Regions from separate parts of the Homo sapiens genome. Here region 1 is linked to region 2. A link is a contact called in ENCODE Hi-C data. All regions are on one chromosome and are shown on one strand. Each heading gives the region's core, a stretch centred on a gene start or an enhancer-like site at or near the end of the contact. The rest is flanking DNA. Distances are from core to core; before and after follow the strand shown.

Region 1 (4,451 bases), core at 1,069-3,568, 1.9 Mb before region 2:
TTTATTGTTTCCCAAGGTCTGGCACATAAATAGTAGTTCAAGTAGTCCAACATATGACACATAAATAGTTCTGGGTAAACATTAGCTCAAAGTTTGCTCAAGGCATTGATGCAGATGCTTATAAAATTAAATTGCTCTTTTTACTGTATACCTGAAATGAGAAAATTATTAGAAACTACTGGGTCTCATTTGGACTAGAAAAGTCTGAAGAAATCACTGTTCACTTAGTAGATACAAAGTTGTTTTTCTGGGAAAAACACACCTAAAAAAAAAAAAACACATGGGTCTGATATGGGAGAATTTTTTTATTTTTCATATAAACAGGTGTATAGGGAAGTGGAACACTGCTAGTATCTTAAGGATTCCTGAAAGTATTTATGTTGGTAAGTTTGATGAGCAAACATTTCTAAATTTGAAAATGGATAAAACAAAAAGCACAGTGAAATCTTGAAAGAATTCTAATACTAATGTCACACATAAGAATACAGATTTAAAATTAATGAACTAAAACGGATATACGTAATTTCTCCAGGAGGAATTAAGATCCTCCTTGATCTCAGTAAAGCAATGAATAGTCATTCTGACATCTAGCTAAAAGCAGACTTATTTCCCTTCGGTCTTTAATCTTTTTGGAACTCAGGGATTTCCGCCACACTTTGATACACCAGGCCATTATAAAATTACACTTAATTTATTGTCAATTTCTACTTAAAAGGAAGAATACCTATAAGTATCTCCATATGCTAGATATAGTAGAAATGGTATGCTTTAATTAGTCCAACAATAAAGTCCTTAAAGATTTACATTCTTTGTTGCCTATTTTGAAAACTTGCGAAGATAAATTTTTTTAAAGATTATAATTCTTACTAGTCCTTTCCATGAAATATAACAGCAAATAGTTTCCAAATGTGGATGTGTAATGAGAGGAAATGAAAAGTGAGTAAAGAGCTGAGTTAAAACATCTTAAAATCGAATATGGCTTAATACTATCATTATCATCAGTTGTCCTGGAATAACTTAAATTCTTCTAGCTTATTGTTGGTTTTTCAATGGTTGGTTATAGTTGTGAGGCGGATACACACACACACCCACACACTTGGCTATACAAAAAAGATGTTCCGAGACTGACAGTTAAAAATTACACTGCTGGCCGAGCACTGTGGCTCATGCCTGTAGTCCCAAAACTTTGGGAGGCCGAGGTGGGAGGATCACTTGAGGCCAGGAGCTCGAGACCAGCCTGGGCCTAACATAGCAAGACACCATTTCTAAGTTTAAAAATAAAAATAAATTTAAAAAAGATACACTGCTATGTACGACTGTTGATATAAAAAATCTGAATACTAGACATGGGTACTCATCTAGTACTTCAAGGGCTTATCAACAAAGTTGCAAGTTGTAACACTATGAATTGTTAGTGATACTCTTTTGGCTTTGCTAGCAAGTGTTGTAAAGCTATACACACACACACACACACACACACACATACACACACACACCTTTTAAAATGGTGACCCTGGTACCAAATATGACTTTAAATGGATTTAATTTTAATGGCTTTAACTACGTTCAGCTGTCATATGGATCAAAATTAGCCTCTATCCAGCTGGGGTCAACCAGGGAGCCACTTTTCTTAACCGACGACCTACTGAACGTCAACAACTGCAGGAGACGGGACTTTACCTTCGTCTCTGGTAAACTAGTTGACACATCCTGTGTTGGCAAGAGGCCTAAGTAGATGACCTTGGTCCTCTAAAATCTGGCCTGCACTCTCGGGGCACCCCTGCAACATCTACAAAGGCAGCTCCAGATAGAAAAGGGTTGGGGTCGAAAAGCCAATAACGGCAGGCACCTGCCCCGCCTCGGGGCTGGGGGGCTATTCCAGCGGCTTCAGCTAACTTTCAGAGCCATTCGTTTCCCAACAAAGTCTGAGGCGTTCCTCTGCTGGGTACACCAAGGGGCTCTGCAACCCTCCTGGGGGGGGGGGTGCCCAGAGGGCTTCCGGAAGTCCCAGGTTTATTCTTTCGGGTCACAGACAGCAGAAACTAAAAAGAGGGATTACCCTTTCTGTCCAGTCGCAAGATGGCGACCGAGCCTGGTGGGACTCCGAGGGGCCGCAGGCCACCTCCTCTTCCCAATGGCCCGTGCGCCGGCGGCGACGGCAAGCGGGAGGGAGGCGGGGCCGGCGAAGGAAGGAGGGGCGGAGCGCGGCGCCCTCCCGCGCGTCTTGGCCCCGCCCCACGTCCCCGCGTCCCGGCCTGGAGCCCTCGCCCGGCCGGGCGGCGCGCGCTGCCTGCCGGGATACTCGGCCCGCCCAGCCAGTCCTCCCGTCTTGCGCCGCGGCCGCGAGATCCGTGTGTCTCCCAAGATGGTGGCGCTGGGCTCGGGGTGACTACAGGAGACGACGGGGCCTTTTCCCTTCGCCAGGACCCGACACACCAGGCTTCGCTCGCTCGCGCACCCCTCCGCCGCGTAGCCATCCGCCAGCGCGGGCGCCCGCCATCCGCCGCCTACTTACGCTTCACCTCTGCCGACCCGGCGCGCTCGGCTGCGGGCGGCGGCGCCTCCTTCGGCTCCTCCTCGGAATAGCTCGCGGCCTGTAGCCCCTGGCAGGAGGGCCCCTCAGCCCCCCGGTGTGGACAGGCAGCGGCGGCTGGCGACGAACGCCGGGATTTCGGCGGCCCCGGCGCTCCCTTTCCCGGCCTCGTTTTCCGGATAAGGAAGCGCGGGTCCCGCATGAGCCCCGGCGGTGGCGGCAGCGAAAGAGAACGAGGCGGTGGCGGGCGGAGGCGGCGGGCGAGGGCGACTACGACCAGTGAGGCGGCCGCCGCAGCCCAGGCGCGGGGGCGACGACAGGTCAGTGTTGCCGCGGCCTGCGCCAGGCGGCGCTGGCTCCCCTCCGTCACTCGGCCGGCCTTCGGGGCCCGCTGTGGCGAGGTCGACACCCCCCTTCCCCGCCCCCCGCCGCCGAGGCGAGTGTTTGGGGGCGCGTGGTCCGAAGGGGCTGGTGCCAGAAGTAGGCCCCTGGTGGCCGCGGCTGCTGCAGCCGTAACTGTCAGTCCTGGCTGAGCGACGGCGGGAGGGTTTTGTCGCCCGAGGGGACGCGAGCGGGCCCGGGGCGGGGCGGGACGTGCGAGGCGTCGAGATTTGGGCCTCCTAGGAGCCAGGCTCTTCGAGCCAGCCGGGGCCCCAGACAGGGAAGGGCAGGCCCTTTCCTTCAAAGGGGAGCCCTTTCTCGGCGTTTTCAAGGTTTTTGGCTCTCTTGGGGAAGACATATTTAGCCGTGTGCTTGGTGGGTTGGGGTTTTGGGGGTGGATTGATGGGAAGGGAGGGCGGATGAAGTGGTATGTCAAGCCCAAGGGTTGTGCGCACAGGTTACTCTGTGTTACCGGCCACCAGGATTTCTGAAGTTGAACGTGAGTTATTGGCTTTGCCAGAGACTGCTGTGTTATATGCAGACCTGTATGCAAGCAGTTGGCCTTTTTTCCCCCCCCTTTTCAGTGTAGAAAATGAAAAGGATGCTTTCCTCATCTTGGTGGTAAAGGCTTTTGTTGGTAAAGGTAGAATTGAATGTACCAAATGCCTTAGTCCGTAAAATTTTAGAAATAATTTTAATACAGACACTGGTGAAGCTTGGCAACCTTGAAAGAGAATTTAGCGTCTACATTTTTTAAATGACTTTTTATGGATATGCTAAATTAGTAACAGTCCAAAATCTGTTTGAGATTATTAAGTGGCGAGGGTGCTGTTGAAAATGTAAACTAATAGCATATGGGGTTTACAGTGCACAGTTAACCTCAATCATGAAGAAATGTGGATATGACCCGTAATTTTGGATCATTTTACTGCCTGCAATATTGAGAGAAGCAGCAAATTATTACAGTTTTTTTTGGGAGACGACCTAAAGTTTAAGAAATACAACTGTTGAAAGTTACCTGTCAGAGACACAAAGGTACCCAATCAATCTTGTTGAATAAATTGGACAAGTGGGATAAGGTGTTTGTCTCACACTTCTGATCAATAAGTACTCTTACTTAAGAAGTGATTTGGTAAATCATGTAAAATTTAGAATTTAGGAGAGATAAGAAAGTTGTAACTTGGTGTGTATAGTGGAAATAGCTTTGAAATTAGATCCTGTTTTTAAATCCAAGCTACTTACCACATTTTTAGTGAAATGAATACATTATTAATGATGCTACTGATAAGCCCTAAGGATGACCAGAAGCCCTTTTAAGAAACACTAATACAGTTGACCAAAAAATAAAAAAGGAAATAGCTTCAAGAAATAATTTTCAATCTTTGTGTATTTATAATATACACAGGAGAAATAAAAGAACAGAATATGAAGAGGTAACTTATAATCTTTACAAAATTAGAATGTAAACTATGCTAGTCTTACTGTGTCAATATTTATTAACCTGCATTAGTTTGCTAAGTAGTATGCTCACTATCCT
Region 2 (4,870 bases), core at 2,036-4,535:
GTTGTACAGGTAAATCATTAAAATGGCATCATTCTCTTTCACATTCATTTTTTCTTTGCTTGTTTGGTTACTAAAAAGATGTATTAAAATTGTCCACTAAGAGTCTGGATTTAGGATTTTCATCAGTTGTGTATCTGATACAATGTTATTAAATGTATACAAAATTTGAAGTTATATATTCCTGTGAATTACAATTTAATGTTTATGTACCATTCCTTTTTATCTCCAGCAAAGTGTTTATCCTTACTATAAACTTTGTCTACAATCAAGAGAGTCCACAGCACCTGTTCGGCTTTTTCCCATCCTACTACTTTGAGTGTTTCTGTATTTTCATGTTGTGTGTATTTTAAACAGGATGTTTCATTCTGATTGTAATGAAGTCTTATAGCCTTTGACTTTCAGTCTTTAAACTGCTTTCATTTAATCTAATTAAGTTGTATGTAGATTTTCTATATTAGTCTTACACTTAGTTTTTAGTGCTTTCTATATTTTATTATTTTATCTTTCCATTCTTTTATTCTCATTGGTTTTAATATTTTTGTTCTATTTTCCCTTTTATAATCTTGTTACTTTTATGTTGAACTCTTTTGTCAAAAGCCCCTTGTTGGGAAAGTCTAGAGACTTTGTATATCAAATACAAAGCACTGTGCCTCTGAGCCTAGGATTTGCTGTTACAAAGAATTAATGAGAAGGTGGCTAAACTGCATAGGAAAACCATTTCTGTATTTATAGAGTAAGCTATTAATGCCATTGTAAGAATTACCAATATAGTGCTTTGTAAGTCCTCTAAGATCTGCATCTGTCACATTTGGCCAGACCCACTTGAACAGTCCTTTTCATTAGATGCTAATTACTGGCTTCTGTGCGAGGGACAGAAAGATTATTCACACAACTCACATCCACACAACAGCCAATCCTGTTAGGCTTTGACCTTCAGCTTTCAGCTCTGTATTTACTTTATTACATAAACATAAATATTATATTGTGATGTATATTCTTTTATATATTTTTTTCAAATACATAACTCTTATACATATATATTTTTATATATATAATTCTTAAATATATATTTCCAAATATAAATTATTTCATGTCAAGCTAAACAGGATAAAAACATGTAAACATATACACTTGGTTTTGGTCAAGTAAAACACAAAATCACAAGTTCATCACAGTTTAACAAGTGCACTTGAAGGGGAAGGAGGGAAAGAACAAACTGTAAACAAACAGATGAGCAGCTGCAAAGCCCTGCAAGGGTCCATTTGTTAAGGCTATTATAGCACAAAGCTACTAGTTCAATTAAAACTTCTCCTTTCACTCTGCCACATTTACTCTTGAGGGTCTTCAAAATAAGTGTGGAAATTCAGTAAACACTACACTAGAACTGAGTTAATCCTGTTGACAACAGAGATGACAAAAAAAAGCCATAAGCTGACATTAATATTAATTTCACCAAAACAGTAACTTTAAGGACTTATTTTTTAACACAGATAATCACCATAATCCTAGGGGGAAAGATATGCAGAATAGACAAGAAAACAGAAGCACTGCCTCAACAGCCCCTGAAAGCAGTAAGAGTGTCAACACAGGGAAAACAGGCAATAGCAGACGACAGAACCTCAGCAGACTAGACCACATGCCACAGCACGATGCTACAGAATCAAATTGAAATATTCTTCCAGCTCATAATGAAGCAAGTCCCACTGGTCCTCAGAGAAGGGTAACTCATCTCTCAGTGAAAGAAACCGCTTAAACAACAGACTGGCCAGCCGAAGCACGACAAGCTCCTTCTTAATGCTTTTATAGAGCATGTTGCCCTCTCCCATTCGCACAGGCTCCACAAGTTGATGCCAGTATGCGCTGAATGACCCACCACCTGGCCCAGGAGGCTCATCTCCCCAGCCCTCAGGGTATTCATGCTTGTAAAAGCATGTGTCTCCAAATGGGCAGTTACCCCTGCCTTCCGCAAAATACCTGCAGGCCTTGTTGCTCATTGCCTCCTTGTATTGCTGAATAAGTTTCTGCTTCTCTTCCTCCTCCTCCACCCAGAACTCACTGGGAATGACCAATTCAGAGGTGACCCTGCACTGTGGGCAAGACTTGACGATCCTGTTCTCAAACTGTCTGGCACTTCTCCACCTGCGGATACACCTAATACAGAAGGAATGGTTGCAATTGGAAAGAATGCCAAAGCGGCGGTCATTGGGGTTGGCCTTCTCATAGACAACCTCCATGCAGATGCCACACACCTTGTCCATACCACGCTGCACAGCAAACGAGAGTTCCATATCTTTCTCGTGTGCTTCAATGCAGGCCCTCATATGTTCTTCCCTCTGGGCAGCATCCATGGGGTGCAAGGTCTGCAGCCCACACATGTCGCATATGTCTCCATGGAGGTACATACAGCTCTCCCCACGAAAGCAAACTCCCCTGGAAGCATAATAGCAAAACCGCAACCCACTGCCCACAGCCATCTGCTTCCTCTCAGTCTCTGAGCTCTGTAGAGGAGCCTCGGGGGCAGATGCAACCCAGCGGCCCCGGTAGGGCTGCCCTGGAACAAACTCAATGGCATCCGCCCAGCTTTCTACACCTGCTCCTCCAGCAGCTCCACGGTCTGCATTGTCTCTCTCGGCTTCAAAGAAACCCCTTTCAGCAGCCGAGCCAATCACAGGCAAGGAAAGGGAGGATGCAGCCGGGGGGGCTTCCGCCACTTCCTGAGTCGGGGGCTCGATGTGCGCAGCCGTGCTAGGGCCTCCACCTGCAGAGGCCCCAGGCGGCGAAACGCCACCCTCAGTGGCCATCTTCCGACCAGAAAGGTCGTGCGAATAGCGACAGTTCTCCCCCTCCTTGCACTGCCCATGTATATAATACCTGCAGATGATCTGCTTTGTCCAAATGCCGCTGCTTCGGCTTGGCAACGGACTGGGCCAGGCTCCTCCTCCTGAGGCTGGGGCAGGCCTCAGGCCTCCTCTGCGGAGGTGGGCAGGGACTGGAGCTACAGGGAAGGGGGCCCAGCCCCTTGCCGCATGTGGCAGGGCTGAATCTGGAGCAGCAGATTCCCCGGAGGGCTCACAGACGGGAAGGTCCGGCCCAGACACACCCTCCCTTGCTGCCTCAGCACCTGCCTGGGCCCCGGCTGCCTCGTGGGCTTCTGAGGGAGCTGCAGGCTCTTCCATGGCTGCTTTGGCACCCCGAAATGGTGCCAGAACCTCTCCGGTATTTTTTCTTTATGGGCTTGAGGCCCGGAATGGCGGCCGCGCTCGGAGGCTTCTCTGGGGGAAGTGTGCATCTCTTTTTCCTTCCCCCCTGCTTTTGGGTCCCTCTGACTGTGTGTTCCTACCTACTTCCGGGCACAGGCAGCATGGCGGACACTTCCTGTGGGGGCAACGTACGTGCTCTGCCTGGTTTTTACCGCAATTTTCCAATCTGACATATTTTTTCGTTCACACAGGCGGGGACCAACCCAGCCCCTTTTGTCTGCCTTCTGCCTCTGCTTCGCTGTGTTCCGGCAGTCCCTAAGTCCCTTCTCACACGATTTCCTCAGGAGAATGAGGTTTTACTTTAATCTCTTCTGGTTTCGGTCATGCACGCTTCGTTGTATTTTCGTATCTGTCTGCCTTAAAAAAAATATAATCCTATAGATTCTGAAACATTTCATCCATGAATTATATAAATTCTTTTTTTATTCACTCCATCTTATGTCTGTGGTTTTTTTCTTTTAATGCCCGATCGCGGCAGGAAGCTTTTTTCAATTCGTTCGGTTGACAAGGCGCCGTTTCTTTTGGTCTTTGTTTTCTGGGATTTCTGAGGGCTTACACTGGATACGCTTTTCACCAGCAAGGCATTAGCAGAGAGCACTTCTGATCCGAGGCTAAGTTAGCACCTTTCAGATGTCTTTCTTTATTGTGATTACTATGCTCATTTTCCCACTGTGTTAGAAGCGCCAGACTTCAACCAGTCCTGATGCTGGCCTAATAAGACACTGTCCCCTGCATGACCCAGGCTTTTATTTTCTCTACTGGTTTAATTCATGGCAGCCCTTTGTTTCCCTTCCTTTCTTTCAACCCCATCTGTGCTGTGTTGTGGCAGGACAGCCTTTCATAACATATCCTGTGCCATATTATCCACAAAGGAATGGTCTTTAATTTCCATGTATGAGCGTTTTGTCATTTTTGCAGATAAATGTAGTAGATTAATCATTTTTTTGTATTCCTACTTTGCTGAGAGTACGTATCATGACTGCATACTGAATTCTGTTATGTAGTTTTATACATTTTTTGAGACAATTTTGTTTTTCCCTTTATTCTCTTAATGTGATTATTTGCAGCTATGAGTTTCAAATATTTAACTAACCAATTTGTTTCTAATAAGAAGCCCTTCTGTCATGATATATCATTTTATATATTATTGGATTTTTTTTCTATAAGTTTCTTTGAGGAAATTTTGTTGCCTAAATCTGTAAAGTGGAAACATATCTGAATATTTATAATCACCCAAGTCAACAAATTAAATTATAATTAAGTAGGTAAAAGCAATGAAAGCAGAATGAAGCAAATAATAAGGGCAAGAAAAGCAATGAAGAAAAACAAATATTAAATAAGGGAAATAAATTAAGTAAAATCCCTTAAACTGCTTATTGAAGCCAGATAATTTCTGGTGAAATTTATCAAGGAAAAATGAAGAAGGCTCTAATACCCAAGATCAGTAATTTCAAATATGTTATCACTACATTAATAACAGACATTAAAAATCATTAGAGAATATCAGGAACAAAGTTAGGAGATAAAACTTGAAAAGTTACATGAAATAGTCATATTGGTGGAAACATCTATTAGTAAAAATGACAGGAGCAGAAATACATGTGAATATG

The links. Hi-C counts contacts between places; a loop is a spot of excess contacts on that map. Pooled maps may share reads with other maps.
Region 1: a map of naive thymus-derived CD4-positive, alpha-beta T cell shows a loop between it and region 2 (32-fold over the local background). The contact joins the promoter of UBE3A here to the promoter of MKRN3 in region 2. A Hi-C loop is called at or near these places in 1 of 168 maps with a recorded cell type or tissue (naive thymus-derived CD4-positive, alpha-beta T cell), 2 of 37 single-sample maps with no recorded cell type and 6 of 50 pooled maps.

The regions. Positions count from the first base shown.
Region 1 is chr15:25,436,891-25,441,341 of GRCh38, reverse strand. It overlaps UBE3A (ubiquitin protein ligase E3A), which reads left to right and starts at 2,318. Exons shown (of 13, transcript NM_130839.5): 1 at 2,318-2,853. RefSeq lists enhancers at 1,311-2,256, 2,257-3,202 and silencers at 2,054-2,393, 2,754-3,173.
Region 2 is chr15:23,564,089-23,568,958 of GRCh38, reverse strand. MKRN3 (makorin ring finger protein 3) reads right to left here and starts at 3,285. Exons shown (of 1, transcript NM_005664.4): 1 at 915-3,285. The coding sequence starts at 3,176. The coding sequence ends at 1,653.